Regions from separate parts of the Homo sapiens genome. Here region 1 is linked to region 2. The links are chromatin contacts, found by Hi-C or POLR2A ChIA-PET in ENCODE. All regions are on one chromosome and are shown on one strand. The core of a region is the stretch at or near the end of the contact, and the rest is flanking DNA. Distances in the headings are between cores, read along the strand shown. Region 1 overlaps TC2N (tandem C2 domains, nuclear). Region 2 holds the start of PPP4R3A (protein phosphatase 4 regulatory subunit 3A).

Region 1 (6,365 bases), core at 988-3,487, 310 kb after region 2:
AATCATTTCAAGTATTAATACAAACAGTATCTGTAATGAATGGTAACATATCAAACATTTCTAAAATGTTGCTCTTTTTAAACATAACCATAATAGTATTATCATGTGTAAAATAATTAATGTCATCAACTACTTGTTCACTGTTCAAATTTCCCCTATGGTCTCAATTTGTATAGTTGTTTTGTTGAAATTCAGATCAAATTTTAAATTGTTTCATCTTTTGTTATTAGAAGTAGTGCCACAGTAGCTTTGTGCACACATATTTCTCAGATATTTCTCAGTATATATCTGTAAGATAGATTCCTAGAGATAAGACTATGGGGCCAAAAGGTGTATATGTGTAATTTTGCTTGTATTGCCAAAATTCTCTCTGAAGCACACCATTTTGCATTCCCAATAGCAATATGTAAGAGTACCTTTTTCTGTTACCAACAAAATACACTGTCAAACTGATGCTTAATACCATGGACTTTTGCCAGTGTGATAGGAAAGAAATGATATACTGTGTTGTTTTAATTTATATCTCTCTTATTATAAGTGATGTTGAGCTTCTTGTCATATAAGATTAATCTGTAATTGTTTATATGAATTCTATTCACTGTCTCCTGCCGACATTTTCATAAAGCTGTTGGTCTTTTTCTTCTCCAGTTTTTGAAGCTCTTTAGATATTTGAGAGATTAACACTTTGTCCATTATACAAGTGGCAAACATCCTTCTGGTTTGTCATTTATCTTTTTACTTTGATTATGGTGTTTCTGCTATGCCAAAGTGTGTGTGTTATACAAATCATAAAATAATTTACCCATGTTTTCTTCCAGTACTTAGTACAGTATTATTTTCTATACTGACATCCTGTTATACAGTATGAGAAATGGATTCAAACTTTCCTCTTCCCAATTCGCTATCTCATTAGCACAAACACCACATATTAAAAATTCCATATTTTCTCCACTTACAGGATGCTCCCTTTAGTACACATTAAATTTCCATATGCAATTGGGTTTATTGTGTATTTTCTATTCTCTTCAATTGTTCTGTCTATTCCTGTACCAATGGTATATCATTTTAATCTTAAATTCTTATATCATGTTATAACATGTAGCAAGACAAGTCATCTTTACCCCTCTTCACTTTCTGCATTTTCTTAGCTATTCTTGCTTGTCTGTTCTCGAAAATGAACTTTATAATCTGTCTAGCCCTAGGAGGAAAAATCTGATGGTACTTTCATCAGGATCATATTAAACTTCTAAATTATTTTTTTAAAACTGACATCTCTAAGAATATTGAGTCTTCCTACACAGAACATAGTATATCTTTATATTTGTTCAAGTTTATGCTTATACCTTTAGGAGTTTTTAGAGTTCTCATAAAAATTCTGAAGATTTCTCATTAAGTGTATGCCTGTATAATTTGCTTGGCTATCATAAATGGTATCTTCTCTTCCATTACATCTTGTGACTATTTCCATTTTTAAAATGTATGCGTTTTCAAAGGCCCTGTTCAGCCCCAGCATATCAGAGTAAAATACTCCGTAACCACCCAAATCAAACGAATAGTCTCTCATCTCTAAATGTCTAGTGTCTTTAAAAAAAAAAAGTTTAACATTTTTCTTAACATTTTATGAGATCTTGTTCTGTCTCCCCTGTTAGAACATAAACTGCTCAAAAACAATATTGTACTCACTTTCTGCTTAGCACTCAGCACACTACATGATGCTGGGAATATAATTGGAACTCAGCAAATACCTAGTTGATAGATAAGGAAACAAAGTACAACTATCTCCCATAAAAACTAAGAATATATTCATCAAACCACATCTCTGACCCCAATCAGTTTGCAAATATTTAACATTAACCATGACAGGAATGTGGTAGAATTGGTTAAAAATGACTGCTACTTCAGGGGGAAAAGTCCTCAACATTGATGGCCTTGAGTCATCCAAAATGAGTTGGGGAAGATGGAGGAAGGTAGTAGAAAGAGAGAAAAGTTTATATGAATGAAATGTGAAATCTAATTAAAATGAACACCCAGTAATACACTACAGGAAAGACAGTTAAAAAACACATGGATATTTTACTTTTGTACAAAATAGAGTAACAGAGACAGATTTATCCTACCACCTGAAAAGCAAATAAAATATATGGAACAGCAATTTTCAAGACACTGGCTATCAGACAGCAAAGAACTGAGAAATAGGAACTAAATGAGGTAAGCCTTCCACCTTACTCCCTTGAGGGAGTTTCCAGGCCATGGGAAATTACCCAAGCAAAGCCGAGAAGATTTTCTGAAATGAAGAGACAAAGCTGAAAGTATGTGGAGAATAAGGCAGCGAGAGTTTGCATAACAGACTACTGTAGAATAAAGAGGTACATACAGAGAACAATGGAGATCAGCAGAGGGTCCCACTCAAGTATTCAACAGAGTACTGATCAGCACACACACAAAAAAAGGAAGCTACACAAGACTGCGGGAAAAAAACACCAGAAAAATTTACAAAAACTATACATAACTGGTATTCACCAAGGTCAGGAGTGATGCTTGTCCCCACAAATCAGACTGGAAAAGGGATCAAATTGTTTACACAAAACTTAACTGTGTCCCAAAGCAAATTTACAGAAATCCAAAAATATCCAGCATTCAAGGTAAAACTCACAATGTCTGGTATTCAATTAAAAAAAGTACCAGGTATACAAGGAAGCAAAAAAATATATAGAACCCATAATGAAGAGGAAAAAAAAATCAATCAATTAGAAACAACCTAAAATTGAGACAAGGCAGTTGAGGACACTAAAATAGTTATAGCTGGACTCAATATGTTCAAAAGGTTAAGTAGAGATATGGACGATATTAAAAAGACCCAAATCCAATTTCTAGAGATGAAAACTATAATGTCTGAGATGGAAAATATACTGGATGGGATTAATACCAGATTGGATATTGCAAAAGAAAATATTAATGAACTTGAAGGCATAGTAAGATAAACTAACTAAAATGAGACACAGAGAAAAGACTAACATCAAAATGATAAAAAGCATCTGTGACTCATGGGACAATTTCAAGTGACCCAAAATACATGTATTTGGAGTCCACAAAGAAGACTGGGGATAGGGGGGAGGGCATATTTGAAGAAATAATGGCCAAAATTTTCCAAACTTGATAACTACAAACCACAGATCTAAGAACCTCCGCCAACACTAAGGTCAGGAAACATGAAGAAAACTACACCAATGCACACCACGCCATAATAACATCATTCAAAAACAGTGATGGGAAAATCTTAAAAGCACCCAGAGAAAAAAGACATGTTATGTACATCAAAGCAAAGATTAAGAATAGCAGCATATAGTTGAGCATGGTGGTGTGTGCTTGTAATCCCAGCTACTCGGGAGGCTGAGGCATAAGAATCACTTGAATCTGGGAGGCAGAGGCTGCAATAAGCTGAGATCATGCCACTGCACTCCAGCCTGGGTGACACAGAGAGACTCTGTCTCAAAAAATTAATTAATTAATTAAAAAGGATAGTAGCATAGCTCTCAATGGAAACAAAACAAAAACAGTAGAGCAAGATCTTTAATGTACTGAAAGAAAAAAACCCATCAACCTAGAATTTGACACTCAGAGAAAATCTTTCAAAAATGTAGGTGACATAAAGACTTCTTCAGACATACAAAAGTTGAAAGAACATATTACCAACAGAGCTACACCACAAGAAGTGTTAAATGATGTCCTTCAGGCCAAAGGATAATATCTGATAGAAATATGAATCTACACAAAGGAATAAAGTGCACCATAAGTATAAATACATGATTTATTATTATTGGGATTTCTTTACAAGTTTATTAAAGCTTAGACAAAAAAATTATACTGAGACAAAAGGTTTGTAACATATGTAAAACTAAAATGTATTACATCAATAGCACAAAGGCCGGGGGAGAAATAAAAGTAAAAATGTAAATAATTATAGTATATGTGATGTGGTATCATATCATTTGAGGACTGACTGTAGAAAGTTAAAGATATATACTATAAACCCTAACACAACCACTAAAATAAGAAAACAGAGTTACAGCTTATAAGCCAACAAAGGAGATAAAATGGAATAATTTTAAAATACTCAATTAATAAAAGAAAGCAGAAAAAGAAAGGGGGAACAAAGAACAGATAGGATGAGTAGAAAACAAATAGCAAGATGATAGATTTGAACTTAATTATATCAAGAATCACAAGTGTGAATACTTTAAAATATGCCAATTAAAAGGCAGAAATTGCCAGACTGGATAAAGAAGTATGATACAAGTATATGCTGCCTACAAGAAACATTTTAAATACAAATAAGTTAAAAATAAAAGGATGGATACCCCTTGAGAACATACACCCAAAATCCTCAATGAAATACTGGCAAGCCAAATCCAGAAACGTATAAAAGATTTATGTATCATAACCAAGCAAGATTTATCCCAGGATTGCAAGATTAGTTTAACATCTGATAATCAATTCATGTAATGCATCATATTAACAGAATAAAGGACAAAAACTATAGGATAATCTCAATAGATACAAAAATTTGACAAAATCCAATATTCGTGATAAAAATACTGAGAATAGAAGAGAATCTTTCAACATAATAATAAACAGCATCTATGAAAAAATCTATAGTTAACATCACAGGAACTGGTGAAAGATTGAAAGTCTCCCTCTAAAGCCAGGAAAAAAAAAAAAGATTTCTACTCTCTCTACCTTTATTCAACACTATATTTGAGATTCTAGCTAAGCCAATTAGGCTAAAAATATTTTGTCAAAGGCATTCATCTTGGAAATCAAGAAGTAAAACACTCTTCATTCACAGACAACAAGATCTTGTAAATAAAAAAAAAAAATCTAAGAAATTCACTAACAAACTTACCAGAAGTTCACTAAGGTTGCAAGATATAAGAGAAATATACAAAAGTTAATTGCATTTCTATATACTAACCATGAACACTCCAAAAATGAAATAGAAAACAATTCCATTCATAATAACATTTTTAAAAACTTAAAATACAAATACTTTAAGAAATGAAGTACAAGACTTATACACTGCAAACCACAAGACATTACTGAAAGATATTAAAGAAGAGCTCAATACTTGTGAAGATATCCCATGTTCATGGATTGGAAGATGTAATATCATTAAAATGGTAATATTATTAATATTGCTAAGGTGGCAATACTCCCCAAATTGATCTACAGATTCAACACAATCTCTACCAAAATCCCTTCCAGCTTTTTTACAGAAATTGACAAGCTGATCCTAAAACTCATATGGGAACGTAAAGGGTGCAGAATAGCCAAAACAATCTTGGGGAAAAAAAAAGAACAAAGTGGAAAGACTAACTTCAAAATTTACTACAAAACTAGTCATCAGGACAATATAATATTAGTATAAGGACAGATAAATAAATCAATAGAATTAAATTCAGAGCCCAGAAATACACCCTTACATTTATAGTCAATTGATGTTTAACAAAGGTGCCAAGAAATTTTAAAGGGAAAGAAATAGTGTTTTCAACAAATGGTGCTAGGACACTGAATATCAATATTTATATCCACATTATATCCACATGCCCTTCCCACAAAAAAAAAAATTGGATCCCTGCCTCCCACCATATACAAAAACTAACTCAAAACTGATTATGCACCTATATGTAAGAGTTAAAACTTCAAAACTCTTAGAAGAAAACATAGGAGTAAATCTTTGTAAACTTGGGTTAGGCAGTAATTTCTTAGACACAACACCAAAAGCACACATGATCAAAGAAAAATTTGATGTACTAGATTTAATTGAAATTAAAAACTTTGTGCTTTAAAAGACACCATTAACAAAGTGAAAAGACCACTCGGAGACTGAGAGAAGATATTTGCATATCACACATCCAATAAAATATGGATTATATCCAGCATATATAAAAAACTATTACAACTTAATAATAAAAAGAAAAATAACCCAATTAAAAAATAGGCAAAAGATTTGAAAAGACACTTCTCCAAAAAAATCTACAAGTGGCCAAAAAGCACATGAAAACATGCTCAACACAGTTAGTGATTAGGAAAATGCAAATTAAAACTATAAAAAGACAACAATATACATTGATTAAAAAGGATAAAATTACAAAGATTGACCATTCCAAATGTTTATGATATGTGACAAGTAGTATTCTCCTATTCTACTGGTGGGACTGTAAAATGGCATGACCACTTTAGAAAACAGTTTGACAAGTTTCTAAAGTTGAACATATACCTGCTACATGATCCAGACATGCCATTACTACATATTTACTTAAGAAAAAAGCAATCACATGTTTACACAAAGAGTTGTACACTGGTGT
Region 2 (6,052 bases), core at 523-3,022:
TTTGAGAATAGTTTTACCCCACTTGAGTATTTTAAGTGAAATTCACTGTATATCGCCAAAAACAGTGGCAATCCCTACAGAGAATAAGCCTTTTAAAATATGAAACAGCACATGTGGAAAAAAGAAAAAACGTGAAACACTTATTTTCAAACAACTTAGTCTTTGAACCTTGAGGGCTGTTTCAAAATTTGTGAAGCATAAACACTAGGGAAGATCCGAAAGGTTTTAAAAATTATCTGCCAACTTCTCTGCACCTGTTAACCAAATTATGAACACCCATTTAAGCAATCAAAAAAAGCTCATATGATTCCAACTTTGCAAGATGTTTATATAGTAAGCTACACACAAAATTCTGCATTACTATAAAAAAGACAACCAACACTGGTGAACGAAAATCTTCGCAAGGGAAAGCGTTTTCTCTTAGTGTAGAGTTGCCAGATACAGTGTTGCCAAGCTTCAACACGATCAGAAACATGTAGCAAAAAGATGTTTAAAAAGAAAAACAAAAAAAGCACAGCAAAACGTTCTTCAAAGTGTGAAAGGTCCAAGAACTTTCTTAGCTCCAAGCAAAGTTTCATGCCTGCTTTACAGATGGGTGAACTAAGGCAGCAGATCGGATTAATCAGTGTCTTTCTCAAGGTCACTCTAGTGCAAAAGAACAGCACACTCCGGACTCCCTATCTCAGGTCCTCGACCTCTCCACACTCCAGGGCGGCACAGCTCAAACACGCTTGGCTCTCCTCGTACCCAAAATGCCACCAGGCACTCAGAGAAAGGAAACATTTCAAGCGCTCTCCGGGGAGCTCCCGCAAGACTGGGGTACCTGGGGCCCGTCCTCCCCCGAGGTGGCCGCCCTCCCCAGCCGTCCCTCTGTTCTCGTGGAGCGAGCGCCATGCCCCGCAAGAACCAGGGAGGCGGCCCAGGGCCGTGGGGGCTGCGAGGGTCCCGCCGCGCGGGGCTTCACTTACCGTCGCTCTCAGCCCTGACAAGCAGGGACATGCCCTTCAGCCGCTCCACGTAGCCAGACGACACATGCCCGGTGCCCCGGTCGTCCCACTGCCGGTCCTCGTTGAGCGTGTACACCTTCACCCGCCGCCGGGTGTCGGTCATCGTGCCGCCCGGGAACCGGGGCGGGGGCCCCGCCAGTAGACGCCCAGGAAAGGGGCCCTGGAGAGGCGAGGGGCGAGGCGTGAGGGCGCCCGCGAGCGGAGGGCTCCCCGGCCTCACTGCCGCCGCTGGGCGCCGCGGGGCCGCGCCGCCGCCTGCATGGCCCGCTCCAGGGACCGAGCTCTGGGCCGCCGCCTTTCCTCGCCTCCGGCTCCCCGGCGCTATTGTCCAGGCCTGGCGAGCCCGGCGCCCGGCAGCCCCGAGGGGGCCGCGCAGCGCTTCGTAGCCTCCCGCCCCGCAGCGCTAGGAACTCGGGGCTCCCGTCACTGCCCTGCTCCCGCCTCCGCCATGATCTCCGCGAAGCAGCTTCCCGCGCCGCCGCCGCCTCCTCAGGCCGCCGCCGCCGCCGCCATATTTTCCTTCCTTATACCTGGCCCTGCCACCGCGGCCAGTGGCTCCCTTCCGCTCCCCCTGTTTTAAACGTCAGAAGCCGACAGGCGCCTGATCCTGCTGCAACTGCTACCACTGCCCGGGAGACTCTGAGGGCCCCCGGCCGCCCAAGCGACCCGGACTAGTGGAAGTCGGTTTCCCTCCGCCGCCGTCTCTTCCGTCTTCCTCACACAGCCAAAACCGCCGCCATCTTGGTTCGCCCCTCAAAAGCGGCGCGCGGGGCCACCCAGGGAGCAGCTGCAGGGGCGGCTCGTAGCCCCACCATTTAAAGAGACAGCAGCGAGACCGGGAGCCTTACTGCGGCGGAGGCTTCCGACGGAGGCGGGAGGCGGGCGCGGAGTTGCCGAGGTGGCGGGAGCGCAGGGAGCGGAGGAGGCGGGACGCAGATTGCGCCGGTGACAGCCCGAGGCTCCCTCCCGCCTCCTTGCACGCACCGTCGTGCGAGCGCTGGGCGGTGTGTGCGTCCGTCGCGCCCTGTGTTCGTCATCAGCCCCGCTCCAGGATGCACGAGGGGCGTGGATACGTTTGCGGCCTCTGCCCGCGGGCCCCGGCGCTTCGGCCTCGCCTCCGCCCGCCGCCACCTTCCCTTGTTCCTGCCCCGTCCCTGCCTCTGCCCCTGCCCCTGGCCTGCGGACGCCGGGCAGCGTGGGCCTGGGCCCCTACCCGCTTCCGAGAGCGTTTTCCCGGGGCCGCCTTTATGGCTGAGTCGGGCGCTCGGGACCCACCCGGCGCCTTGCGGACTTGAGGGAATGAAATGGAAACGCTTCCGGGGAAGGTCGCGGGTGTGGGCGCCTAGGTCGGCGCAGCCTTGGGAGCCGCCGTGGGTCGCGGACTGGCGTGGCCAGTGTGGAAACTTGGGACTGTTTGCGATTTCTGGGCGTGGGACCGAGTTCCAAGTGACAATTCTAAAACTTCACCTTACAGCCTAGGCAAGCCCCAAGTGCTCCATTCCTTCATCCCTATCAGAACTGTCTGCCAGCCTTTCTTGTCGGAAAAGGAACTTAAGGCGCTCACAAAAACAAATGCGACACTGTGTAATCGGGAGGAGTAATTCTCAGCATTAGGTAGTCCTGTGTTTTGAAGACCTACTTGATGTCAAGTATTGTTGATCTTCACAAAGGAATATCATTCTCGTTCCTATCATGCAGCTCATATGCCACCATTTTGGTGGCTTTTACCATTTGCCAGGCCTTGCCAGGTCGGGCTTGTCCGCTCGGAATATAATGCAGCCACACACATAACTTTAAATTTTGCAGTAGCCACAAAAAGTACGAAGAAACTGGTGAAATTAGTGTTAACGTTTTAGTGCGGTATTTTCAAAAGTTATTTCAATAATCAAATTACTAATGAGATATACGTACAATGTCTTAAAAATGTGATATATTTTGTCCTTCCAGCAAGTCTCTGTTGGGATACTAAATTTTCATCAGAAATATCTACGTTTAGATTTTATTGAAAAAAAATTTTTTTTGAGACAGGGTCTCTCTGTCACCCATCCTGAAGTGCAGTGGCTCAGTCTCAGCTCACTGCAGCTTCAACCTCCTGGGCTGAAGCGATTCTCCCATCTCAGCCTCCCAAGTAGCTGGGACCACAGGTGCGCAGCACCACTGCCAGTTAATTAATTAAATTTGTTATTATTTTTTTTTTTCGGTAGAGACGGGTTTCACTGTTGCCCGGGCTGGTAGAGTTTATTAAATTTACAGTTGAAAATGTAGATTCACATATTCTGTTATTCCAATCATACTTAAAAGTTTTCCAAAAGCTGAATCAAGTATCAGTTTTTAAATTTAGCTGGGCGCGGTGGCTCACGTGGTCAAGGAGTTCAAGACCAGCCTGGCCAACATAGTGAAACCCCGTCTTCACCAAAAATACAAAAAAATTAGCCGGTCATGGTGGTGTGCGCCTGTAGTCCCAGTTACTCGGGAAGCTGAGGCAGGAGAATCCTTGAACCCGGGAGGCGGAGGTTGCAGTAAGCTGAGATTGTGCCACTGCATTCCAGCCTGGGCAACAAAGCGAGACTCTGTCTCAAAAAATAAAATAAAATAACAATTTAAATTTAAAAATTAAGTAAAATGAAAAATTCAGCTTGTGAGTTGCACTAGCCAAAATTTGAAGGCCTGGTAGCCACATGTGGCTAGTGGCTAGTTTTGGAAGGTTCGAGTGCTTGACATTGCCAGGAATCTTTTAAACTTGCAATGTGGCCGGGCGCAGTGGCTCACACCTGTAATCCCAGCACCTTGGGAGGCTGAGGCAGGCGGACTGCTTGAGGCCAGGAGTTCGAGACCAGCCTGGCCAACATGGCAAAACCCTGACTCTACTAAAAATACAGAAATTAGCCAGGTATGGTGGTGTGCGCTTGTAGTCCCAGCTACTTGACTGTCTGAGGCACGAGAATCCGCTTGAACCTGTGGAGGCGGTGAGTGCAGTGAGCCGAGATTGTACCACTGCACTCCAACCTGGGTGTCAGAGCAAGACTCTGTCTTAAAAAAAAAAAAGAAAAGAAAAAGAAGAAACCTGTAAAGTAACTGGTGTTACACCCATCTATTAGGAAGGAAGCTAATAGCATGAACAGGGCTGAGGGGTTTCTGGGATACAGGACTTTCAGTTTTAAAATCCTTTAGAAGTTGGGACCTTCCTCCCCAACAACTTAAAATATAAACAGGGCGCGGTGGCTCACGGCTGTAATCCCAGCACTTTGGGAAGCCGAGGCTGGCGGATCACGAGGTCAGGAATTCGAGACCAGCCTGGCCAACATGGTGAAACCCCCGTCTCTACTAAAAATACAAAAATTAGCAGGGCACGGTGGCGCGTGCCTGTAATGCCAGCTACTCGGGAGGCTGAGGCAGGAGAATTGCTTGAACCCGGGAGGCAGAGGTTGCAGTGAGCCGAAATTGCACCATTGCACTCCAGCCTGGGCAACAAGAGGGAAACTCTGTCTCAAAAAAACAAACCAAAAAAAAAACGATAGAAACGAGTGCTTGCAAAGACCAGTCGGAAACTCATTGTTCACAAACAAAACTGGAAAATTATGAAAACAAAGCAGTCGCTTTTTCTTTAAAAAAAAAAAAGGCAACAATTTATTTACGTATTTTGAGGTGGAGTCTCCTTCTGTCACCCAGGCTGGAGTGCAGTGGCACGATCTCAGCTCACTGCAACCTCTGCCTCCTGGGTTCAAGTGATTCTCCTGCCTCAGCCTCCCAAGTAGCTGGGATTACAGGTGCCTGCCACCACGTCCAGCTAATTTTTGGTATTTTTAGTGGAGACGGGGTTTCACCATGTTGGCCAGGCTGGTCTCGAACTCCTGACCTCAAGTGATCCATCTGCCTCAGCCTCCCAAAGTGCTGGGATTACAGGTGTGAACCACCACGCCTGGCCAACAATTTCAAGTATTAGGGCATGAGAGCAATTTTGTCAATTTTTGATGCAATGAAGACATCAGTAAATTTATTCATATGCTAATACTTATTTGATCCCCAAACCAAACATGAAATACTTTGTAGAAAATAATAAAGTAAATTAAAAAGAAATTATTTAGTATATGGAATAAGGTTAAAAATTATAGTTTATGGAACATACCATAAAATATTAGATTTAAATGAAATTTAATACAATACAATCTTAACAGTTCTATGAGTCTAGATTCTACCAGAGAAACAACCAGTAGAATACATCTACACAAGGATGGAGAGAGTTATCTCAAGAAATTTGTTTGCATGATAGTGCAGTCTGGCTAGGCAAGTCTAAAGTATGTAGGACAGGTTAGCAGCAGAGGGGAAGCTCTGAGGCAGGAGCTGACACTGCAGTCAACAAATTCTTCCTTGGAGAAATATATTTGCTCCTTTTTTTTTTTCTTTTGAGACAGAGTCTCACTCTGTCGCCCAGGCTGGAGTGCAGTAGCACAATCGCAGCTCACTGCAACCTCTGTCTCCCCAGGTTCAAGGAATTCTCATGCCTCAGCCTCCCAAGCAGCTGGAACTATAGGTCTGTGCCACCATGCCTCGCTAATTTTTGTATTTTTAGTAGAGATGGGGTTTCACCAAGTTGGCCAGGCTGGTCTCGAACTCCTGACCTCAAGTGATCTGCCTGCCTCAGATTCCCGAAGTGCTGGGATTACAGGCTTGAGCAACCACACCCAGTCCTGATTTGCTTTTAAGACCTTTAGCTGATTGGATGAGACCCATCCAGATAACTTGGGATAATTTTCCTTTAAAGTCAACTGGTTGTGGATGTTTAATCACATCTACAAGTACTCCCACAGCAATGCTTAGATTAGTGTTTGAATAACTGGGTAGTATAGCCTAGCCAAATTGCCAGAAGAGCTGGGTGTGGTTGTTCATACCCATAATCCTCGCATTTTAGGAGGCTAAGTGGGAGGATTGCTTGAGGCCAGGAGTTCGAGACCAGCCTGGGAAACCCTATCTCTACAGAAAATACAAAAATTAGCTAGGTATGGTGCTGTGTGCCTGTAGTTCCAGCTAGTCAGGAGGCTGAGGCA

The links. Hi-C counts contacts between places; a loop is a spot of excess contacts on that map. ChIA-PET counts read pairs that join two places held with the same protein, here RNA polymerase II (POLR2A). Pooled maps may share reads with other maps.
Region 1: a pooled map shows a loop between it and region 2 (4-fold over the local background). The contact joins the enhancer-like site here to the promoter of PPP4R3A in region 2. A Hi-C loop is called at or near these places in 2 of 50 pooled maps. POLR2A ChIA-PET finds 5 or more read pairs at or near these places in 3 of 52 experiments (activated CD4-positive, alpha-beta T cell, activated CD8-positive, alpha-beta memory T cell and activated T-cell).

Annotation. Positions count from the first base shown.
Region 1 is chr14:91,815,839-91,822,203 of GRCh38, forward strand. All of the region lies in intron 1 of TC2N (tandem C2 domains, nuclear), which reads right to left. Among named protein-coding and RNA genes, the nearest start is that of TC2N, 49 kb to the right of the region's middle. Within about 2 kb of position 2,238, at least 2 of the 41 ENCODE cell types and tissues checked have a DNase peak (open chromatin) inside an H3K27ac peak, as active enhancers do.
Region 2 is chr14:91,508,538-91,514,589 of GRCh38, forward strand. It overlaps PPP4R3A (protein phosphatase 4 regulatory subunit 3A), which reads right to left and starts at 1,773. Exons shown (of 15, transcript NM_001366432.2): 1 at 969-1,773. The coding sequence starts at 1,110. RefSeq lists enhancers at 373-1,024, 1,025-1,675, 1,493-1,772 and silencers at 783-832, 1,083-1,142, 1,153-1,252, 1,833-2,032.